Regions from separate parts of the Homo sapiens genome. Here region 2 is linked to region 1. A link is a contact called in ENCODE Hi-C or POLR2A ChIA-PET data. All regions are on one chromosome and are shown on one strand. The core of a region is the stretch at or near the end of the contact, and the rest is flanking DNA. Distances in the headings are between cores, read along the strand shown.

Region 1 (4,228 bases), core at 1,441-3,940:
AAGAAATCAATACAGGGAAGAACAGTGAATGACTGCTGAGATGGAAAGTTTATTCTGGGAGATAGAATGCCTAAGGCATAGAACAGTGTCCATATTCTTAGGGACTGTGAGAATTTGTGAGCTCATTGTTTGAGATTGGTGGTTTATAAGCTGTGGGGGCTTTTTTTTTTTTTAAATATCAAGAATTTCAAAGATATTCAAAACTGTATAGAATAGTGTACTGCCCATTCATGTACCCATCACCTAGTTTCAGTAATTATAACTCATGGCCAGTCTAGTTTTACCTGTACCTTTACCCACTCCTGGATTATTTTGAAGCACATCCCAGGCATTATATCACATTTTCCATAAATATATCTTATGTTTGCTCAAACATAAGAAATCACTTTTTAAACATAGCATTATAACACCTTTTTTTTTTTGAGTTGGAGTCGCTCTGTCGCCCAGGCTGGAGTGCAGTGGCACGATCTTGGCTCACTGCAATCTCCACCTCCCAGGTTCATGCCATTCTCCTGCCTCAGCCTCCCGAGTAGCTGGGACCACAGGCGCCCGCCACCACGCCTGGCTAATTTTTTGTATTTTTAGTAGAGACGGGGTTTCACCGTGTTAGCCAGGATGGTCTCGATCTCCTGACCTCGTGATCCACCCACCTCGGCCTCCCAAAGTGCTGGGATTACAGGCGTGAGCCACCGTGCCCAGCCCAGCATTGTAACACTTAAAAATAATAATGATGATTCCTTAAAACTGATAGGTAACCAATGAGTGTTCACATATCCACTTATAAGTATCATAATATTTTCATGGTTTATGTGTTTGACTCAGCATCTAAATGAGGTCTATGCATTCTGATGAGTTGATAAGTCCTTTGCATTTCTTTTAATCTACTGTTTTTTCCTCTATTTTTTTTCCTTGCAATTTATTGCTAGAACTAGGTATTTTGTCCTGTAGATTTCCCACATTCTGAATTTTGCTGATTTTATTCCTATGGTATACTTTAACACGTTTCTGTGTCCTATATTTCTTGTAAATTGGTAGTTGGACCTAGAGGTTTTGTCAGACTTGTGCTGGCTTTCTTTTGATGACTACTGCATTGATTGTGTCAGGTGTGAGTTTTTTAGACCCACTTTTTGAAGCTGTGAACCAGAGAGAAGCCAAGCCACAGGATAAACTAAGCATATTTTCCAGTAGAGGCAGATTTGTGTTAATGGTTTGAACATGCCCATTGGTTTAACATTTGTAAGACTTAGTTGCGGCCGGGCACAGTGGCTCACGCCTGTAATCCCAGCACTTTGGGAGGCCGAGGTGGGTGGATCACGAGGTCAGGAGATCGAGACCATCCTGGCTAACATGGTGAAACCCCGTCTCTACTAAAAAAAATACAAAAAGTTAGCTGGGTGTGGTGGCAGGCGTCTGTAGTCCCAGCTACTCAGGAGGCTGAGGCAGGAGAATGGCGTGAACCCGGAAGGCGGAGCTTGCAGTGAGTTGAGATCGCACCACTGCACTCCAGCCTGGGTGACAGAGCGAGACTCCGTCTCAAAAAAAAAAAAAGACTTAGTTGTTCCAAGTTATTTCCTCCTCTCTTAAATCTTTCTTGTGGGCACAGAGGTAGCAAACGACCAAATAAAAGCAATACAAGATTCCAAGGGGCAACTGATTGAAAATATGTATCCATATCACTACACTGGTGATACTTGAATATGCATAAGGATTCTCATATGCTATCATGTGAAAACAAATTTTTGTTAGCTCTCCATGCATTTGACCTAGGTTTTTTTTTTCTAAGCATATCTTCAAACTTAATTTACCTGCTTAATTCATCTCTGGCTTCTAGCAATTTAGTTGCTTATATCCTTTAGAATCTGACTTTTGCTGTCATCAAATCATGCTCATGTATTTGCATACTATGGGCATGAAGCAGGGCAAGTTACATAAAAGAGCCCAGCTCTCCTGGTTTTCCCAGTGATTAGTATTAAGGAACTATGAAGTGTAATCTCTGGATGGAGCCAAGTTTCGTGAAGATGGGTTGGGGATAGGAATGAGAATCAAAGTTGAAATGCCCTTTAAATGATCCACAATTAAGGAAAGCTTGGAACTGGGTCTTAAAGCCATATAAAATCAGACCTCTTGTGGGCAAAGTCTGGAGTATCCAGGATAATACCAGATGTACTGAAAATCAGACTTTATTTGATATGTGTTGCTAAATAAATAAAAGGAAAACTCTGTCTTCAATTTATGAGAGTGAAAGTATATGGCTACCTGACATTTTTATATAATCTTTAAAACTTTTGCCTTTAAAAAGTTACCTAGAAACATGTCATTAGTCCTTCTGGGTCACTGGGGAAGATTAGGAGTGGGATTGAGATTGGTCATTGCTCAGGAGACATTGTAAATTTGGATGCTCCCAGCTTCTCTGCATTTATCTTTTTTTTTTTTTTTTGAGACAGTCTTGCTCTGTCGTCCAGGCTGGAGTGCAGTGGCGTGATCTCGGCTCACTGCAACCTCCTGGGTTCAAGTGATTCTAATGCCTTAGCCTCTCAGTAGCTGGGACTACAGGCACATGCCACCATGCCGGACTAATTTTTGTATTTTTAGTAGAGACAGGGTTTTGCCATGTTGGTCAGTCTGGTCTCGAACTCCTGGCCTCAAGTGATCTGCCCGCCTTAGCCTCCCAAAGTGCTGCAATTATAGGTGTGAGTCACTGCACCTGGCCCTTCTCTGCATTTATCTACTGGGAGGTTCCTACACTGAAATCAGATAGCCTATGCCCTACAGCTTCTGTTCCATGGGTACTCTAAATTTGTGGCACTCCCAAAGGGAGATTAGGTAGGTTCTCAGGAGGGTGGAGGTTAGTCTCAGATACCAGCTTACCCCAATTTCCTTGTTTTTTCAGGACACCTGACTGATAGTGAATGTAATCAGAAACACACATCCAAGAAAGGGTCACTGATAGAGCGCAAGAGGAGCTCTGGTCGGGTTAGGAGGAAAGGCGATGAGCCCCAGGCCTCGGGATACCACAGTGAAGGCAAGCCCTTCTGCACTGCTTCTCTTTCTCCTTCATTCACTCTATCAAACTTCTGTCATGCTCCAGACTGTTGGCTTCTCCTTTCTGTTCAGAGGGCTTTTCTTTGCTTTTTCGACATTGGGGTCTAGTATCCATGATCACTTTAAACATCTATATTTCTTTCATTCTTTGTGTTTTTAGGAGAAACACTGAAAGAGAAGCAGGCTCCTAGAAATGCCTCCAAACCATCCAGCAGCACCAACAGGCTGAGAGATTTTAAAGAGACAGTCAGCAATATGATCCATAACAGACCATCCCTGGCTTCTCAGACCAATGTAGGCTCTCACTGCAGGGGCAGAGGAGGAGACCAGCCTGACAAAAAACCTCCTAGGACCCTGCCTTTACACTCTCGTGACTGGGAAATAGAGAGTACCAGCAGTGAGTCAAAATCCAGTTCTTCCAGCAAGTATCGTCCCACATGGAGACCCAAACGAGAATCTCTGAATATTGACAGTATCTTTAGTAAGGACAAAAGGAAGCACTGTGGCTATACCCAGCTTAGCCCCTTTTCTGAGGATTCAGGTGAGGAGATAATTAGGGAAGAATTGGGCTTTTGAATAAAGTTGATTTATGTCTTTTTAAAACCTGGGTTTTTTGGTACATCTGGCAAGGGGCACTTTTACTCTGATGTCGGGTGTTTTAGGGATATGAGTTCAGTGAATAAGTAGCTAGAGGGAGGAGCTAGTTAGGTCTTGATTTTAGGCAAATGCTAAATCTACCTCATTTTCCATACCTGTCTTTTGATTGGGATAGCTAAAGAATTTATACCAGATGAACCAAGCAAGCCACCTTCTTACGACATTAAATTTGGTGGACCAAGCCCCCAGTACAAGCGCTGGGGCCCAGCACGGCCAGGCTCTCACCTTTTAGAGCAGCACCCCCGACTAATCCAGCGAATGGAATCTGGCTATGAAAGCAGTGAGAGGAACAGCAGCAGCCCTGTCAGCCTGGATGCAGCCCTGCCTGAGAGCTCAAATGTCTACAGGTATTGTTTGGCCTTTGAACAGCAACATTGTCTCTTGCAGCAATGTGAGCCACCTACTTGGGGCTTTCAGGCATGGCTGAGACAAGTGGAGGGATGGCCTTTGCTATTATCTCTATGTGCTCTTTCAACTTCCTATAACAACAGCACCCTCTGCTGGAAGAACAGAGGCACTTGAGAAAGGA
Region 2 (4,113 bases), core at 276-2,775, 45 kb before region 1:
AGCTGAAGGAATGCTGCATGGCTTGTTGGAAGTTGCTTAGTGGCCTTGAGTGGGGTGTGTATGAGGGTGTGTGTAGAAAGGTGAGGGTCTTATAGTCTGTGTGGGAGATATGGGTTCTTTTCTAGTGTCATGTTAATCATCAGGCAGTATTTATTGACTGCCTTCTTATGACTGGCACTGTAATAGGAGCTTTTGGAATAGAATAATAAAATATATAATTAAGTCATTGTTTAATAGTCAAACATTTCTAGATCTGCCACTTACCAGTGTTGAATTGGGCAAGTTAATGTCTTTAAGCCTCTCTTTACTTTTCTGTAAAATGGAACTATTAATAGCTATCTGATAGGACTGTTGTGAATATTAAATAAAGGACATAAGTATCGTGTTTAGCACATACCTGACTGTAGCTACTATTTCATTTCATGTAGTCATATTATGACGGATACGATATAAAACAGAGAGTAATAAAAATAGAGAATAATGTGACAGTAGGCTGTATAATCAAATACTTTAATTGGGACATGTAGATTATAAATAGTCTGGGAATTTACAGAAGGGAAAGAACAGTCTTATGCAACCATTTAATATTCCTGTACCTCAGTTTTTCCATTGGACATGCTGTAGACAATGCTAGGTGATCTCCCAGAGAATGATTAAGATGTTAAAGCATTTTTGTGTTTTTAGATGGTGCATATGATGGTGAGAAGGAAGGGAGAATGAGGAATTGTTGATGTTGGCAAATTTAACACTTAACATTTAAAAATTTTTCCTTATGTAGATGGACATGGCAGCCTTATAGGAAAACTTAAAGCTGGAGATGTGGTGATTTCCTTCCAGGGAACATACTTGCTTTGGTATTACTCTCTGTTGCCTCACTGGCATTTTAATTAGTTGAAAACTAAAGTTGGTCAATGGATTGCCTCTGATTGTGAGCCCTTGGATATAATCTGGAGATTAAATGATTTGTAACCCAAATTATCTCTCTGATCCTCTGGCAAAAATGAAACAAACAAACAAACAGGGCAGGAGAAGATTTAGTTCTCTTGGACTGCATGTTAAGGACATGTGGTTTACTCGCCATCAGTGTTTCTCTGGATGGAACATCTTTACTCAGAACAGATCTTAGACTGCTAACATGGCCTTCCCACCTTTAAGCACGTTTTCATAAGCATATTCATGGAAAACACCTTTTAAAAAGTGCTTTATTCACAATGTCCAAAAGGAACTTTCAGTTCCTAGTTTGTGTGTGCTTACTTGGTGATTTGTTTTGTGTTAGCCTGATACTGGAAAGTTTGTATTTTGTTTTTATTTCTATCCAGATCAACTTTCTTCTGCTTCAAGAAAATTTCAGAGAATTTTCCCCTGAAAGTAAAGCTGTTCATACCTTTTTTTCCTTCTCTTTAGTTTGGGTGTCTCTCTCTTTTTTTTTTTTTTCTTTTTTTCTTTTTTTTTGGCATTGTTTGCCAAGGTTTCAAGTTTATAGTGAGAAGTGAGGCAACGTTGATCTTGGCAGAACAGTCCAAAGCCAGTAGAGTCATTAAGTGACGCAAGCTTTTGATTTTTTTTATTTCTGTTAAAGCTCTCTGACACAGCTGGCTATTCTAGTCCCAGAAGAAAGAGGAGAGACTTGCTGAAGATCTGGATGGGACAATAGAAGTTTGGGGCACATTAAAAAGAAGCAGCAAGAACATCAACAAAAACCTCAGATGATTCAAACAGGCTTCTTCTTGGCTTTGTGGAACCTTTTGCAGTTGCTCAGAATTTGAGTTTTTGCTTCAGAGGATGATGAGACAAGGCAATAGAGGGTGAGGAGGATCATGTTGGATTCTTGCTTCTCTGTCTGCCTCTCCTTCCAGTTGGAAAAATCTTCAGTCCATAAGAAGCATTATCAACAAGCCTGAAGAACACATCTTACCCTGATCCTGGATGCTGTTGGAGTTGAGAATTACATCCACTTCACCAGGACTTTATGGAGGCTGTTCAAGAAAAATAGAAGGAAGCAATACTTAAGGATTTCTCTGTTTGCATTAGTCCTGTGCCATGTTACATTTTGGAGATTGTTTGGAACAAGTGAGGGAGGGCTCTGTCATCTTGATCTAGGAGGATACCTGAGTCCCTTGACTACACAGATGATATTTGGAAGGTGGTAAAGTCAAAATCTTCCAAAATAAATTCACTAAATTCTGGATTCCCTTTCCTTTTAGAACTTTAGCAGACAGAAATTCCTGCCAAAAAGGCACAAATCCTTCTCCATTTTTTTTTCAGGCTAAATGTGAACAATAATGTCTTGGAAGAGAAATTATTTTTCAGGGGGTCGTGGTAGTGTACAAGGGATGTTTGCACCTCGAAGCTCAACCTCCATAGCCCCCAGCAAAGGCCTCAGCAATGAGCCAGGGCAAAACAGCTGCTTCCTCAACAGTGCCCTGCAGGTAAGGGTCATTTCTTTATTTTTGGTGAACTTTGACTTTTAATTGCTGATGCTGTATTTCTGATAACTCTTTTTAAATAAAATGTTTGATAGTCTCTGTTTGAGGTTAGTAACCTGAGATAATTTTTACATTTATCTGTGTGATCTTTGGCAAGTCACTTTATCTCTTTGAATCTCAATTACCTCATTTGTAAAAAAGAGGGATTAATAATGATAAGAGAAATAATAATAACTGTAACTACTATTATTTACATGCCTAAAGGGAGGTAAATGGACCAGGTGATCTTTCAGACAGAGTCTTGCTCTGTCGCCCAGGCTGGAGTGCAGTGGCGCAATCTCGGCTCACTGCAACCTCCGCCTCCCAGGTTCAAGTGATTCTCTTGCCTCAGCCTCCCGAGTAGCTGGGACTACAGGCGCCCACCACCATGCCCAGCTAATTTGTGTGTTTTTAGTAGAGACGGGGTTTCACCATATTGGCCAGGCTGGTCTCGAACTCCTGACCTTGTGATCCACCTGCCTTGGCCTCCCAAAGTGCTGGGATTACAGGCATGAACCACCGTGCCTGGCCTATCTTTCTATTTATCAACTTTTTTTCCTGAACAGTCTCTACAGGTTCCTATTTTTCTTTTCTTTTCTTTTCTTTCTTTTTTTTTTTTTTGGACAGTCTCACTCTATTGCCCAGGCTGGAGTATAGTGGCCCAATCACAGCTCCTGCAGCCTTGACCTCCAGGGCTCAGGTGATCCTACTGCCTCAGTCTCCTGAGTAGCTGGGACCATGAGCGATCTCGGCTCACTGCAACCTCTGCCTCTTGGGTTCAAGCAATTCTCATGCCTCAGCCACCCAAGTAGGTGGAATTATAGGTGTGCATCACCACACCCGGCTAATTTTTGTATTTTTAGTGGAGACAGGGTTTTACTATGTTGGGCAGGCTGGTCTTGAACTCCTAGCCTCAAGTGATCCGCCTGCCTCAGCCTCCCAAGGTGCTGGGATTACAGGTGTCTGGCCTGTTTTCTGTTTCTCCTTTCGGGAGTAAGGTGTGTTATCCTAGTTGCTTTTCTCTAGTATAGAAGCAAAATTCTTTCCACAAGTCAAAGACTTTCAGGTATGTTAATCTCGTCTCTTAATATTCAGGCTTTTGGCCCACATATTGAATGGAGTCTAGTCTTTGTCCAACTTATCTCCTCTCTTTGAGCTCTCCTGTTTTGGCTCATAACTGGTGTCTAGTCAGATACACTTGAACAGAGCTAGGGGAAAGTGAATTCCCTTAAGTTGATTATCTACCCTACATTTTCCCTTTCACTGTTGCTTGCCACTTGAGTGATCTTAGAATCCCAAAGCTTTCTGTCTGTCTGCTCTGCCCAGTCACGCCCATAGCATGTTAAGTTCATCCCCCTTGGCCTAACTTTCAAGTAATTACTTTCTCTTCTTTTCTGCTCTTCAGTGTAAAAGTAAATGAAATTTGCCACCCAAGATAATTATACTTGGGTAAAATATTAGCTTCACTCCTCAGATGTTATGAGAAAATGGGTTGCTATGAGAGAAGACAAGATATTTAGTATAAAGAACAATGGTCCTGGGCATTAGGAGGAGACCTGGGTTGTAGTTTTAGCCATTCTGTAGACTAGTCTTGTGACTTTGTACAGGTAATAGTGTCTGAGTTTCCTCATTCATAATACAAGAATGT

What was found. A loop is a pair of places that touch in the nucleus more often than their neighbours do. ChIA-PET counts read pairs that join two places held with the same protein, here RNA polymerase II (POLR2A). Pooled maps may share reads with other maps.
Region 2: a map of gastrocnemius medialis shows a loop between it and region 1 (3-fold over the local background). The contact joins two enhancer-like sites. A Hi-C loop is called at or near these places in 8 of 168 maps with a recorded cell type or tissue (CD4-positive, alpha-beta T cell, Caco-2, Calu3 and 5 more), 1 of 37 single-sample maps with no recorded cell type and 7 of 50 pooled maps. POLR2A ChIA-PET finds 5 or more read pairs at or near these places in 8 of 52 experiments (A549, AG04450, CD8-positive, alpha-beta T cell and 5 more).

Annotation. Positions count from the first base shown.
Region 1 is chr10:73,529,498-73,533,725 of GRCh38, reverse strand. USP54 (ubiquitin specific peptidase 54) reads left to right here. Exons shown (of 24, transcript NM_001391956.1): 13 at 2,891-3,022; 14 at 3,203-3,583; 15 at 3,815-4,046. Among named protein-coding and RNA genes, the nearest start is that of PPP3CB, 36 kb to the right of the region's middle. RefSeq lists a silencer at 4,045-4,144 and an enhancer at 4,001-4,228. Within about 2 kb of position 2,690, at least 2 of the 41 ENCODE cell types and tissues checked have a DNase peak (open chromatin) inside an H3K27ac peak, as active enhancers do; they include gastrocnemius medialis, where a contact is called at or near this core.
Region 2 is chr10:73,573,828-73,577,940 of GRCh38, reverse strand. USP54 (ubiquitin specific peptidase 54) reads left to right here. Exons shown (of 24, transcript NM_001391956.1): 2 at 1,580-2,143; 3 at 2,266-2,429. The coding sequence starts at 2,283. Among named protein-coding and RNA genes, the nearest start is that of USP54, 15 kb to the left of the region's middle. Within about 2 kb of position 1,525, at least 19 of the 41 ENCODE cell types and tissues checked have a DNase peak (open chromatin) inside an H3K27ac peak, as active enhancers do; they include gastrocnemius medialis, where a contact is called at or near this core.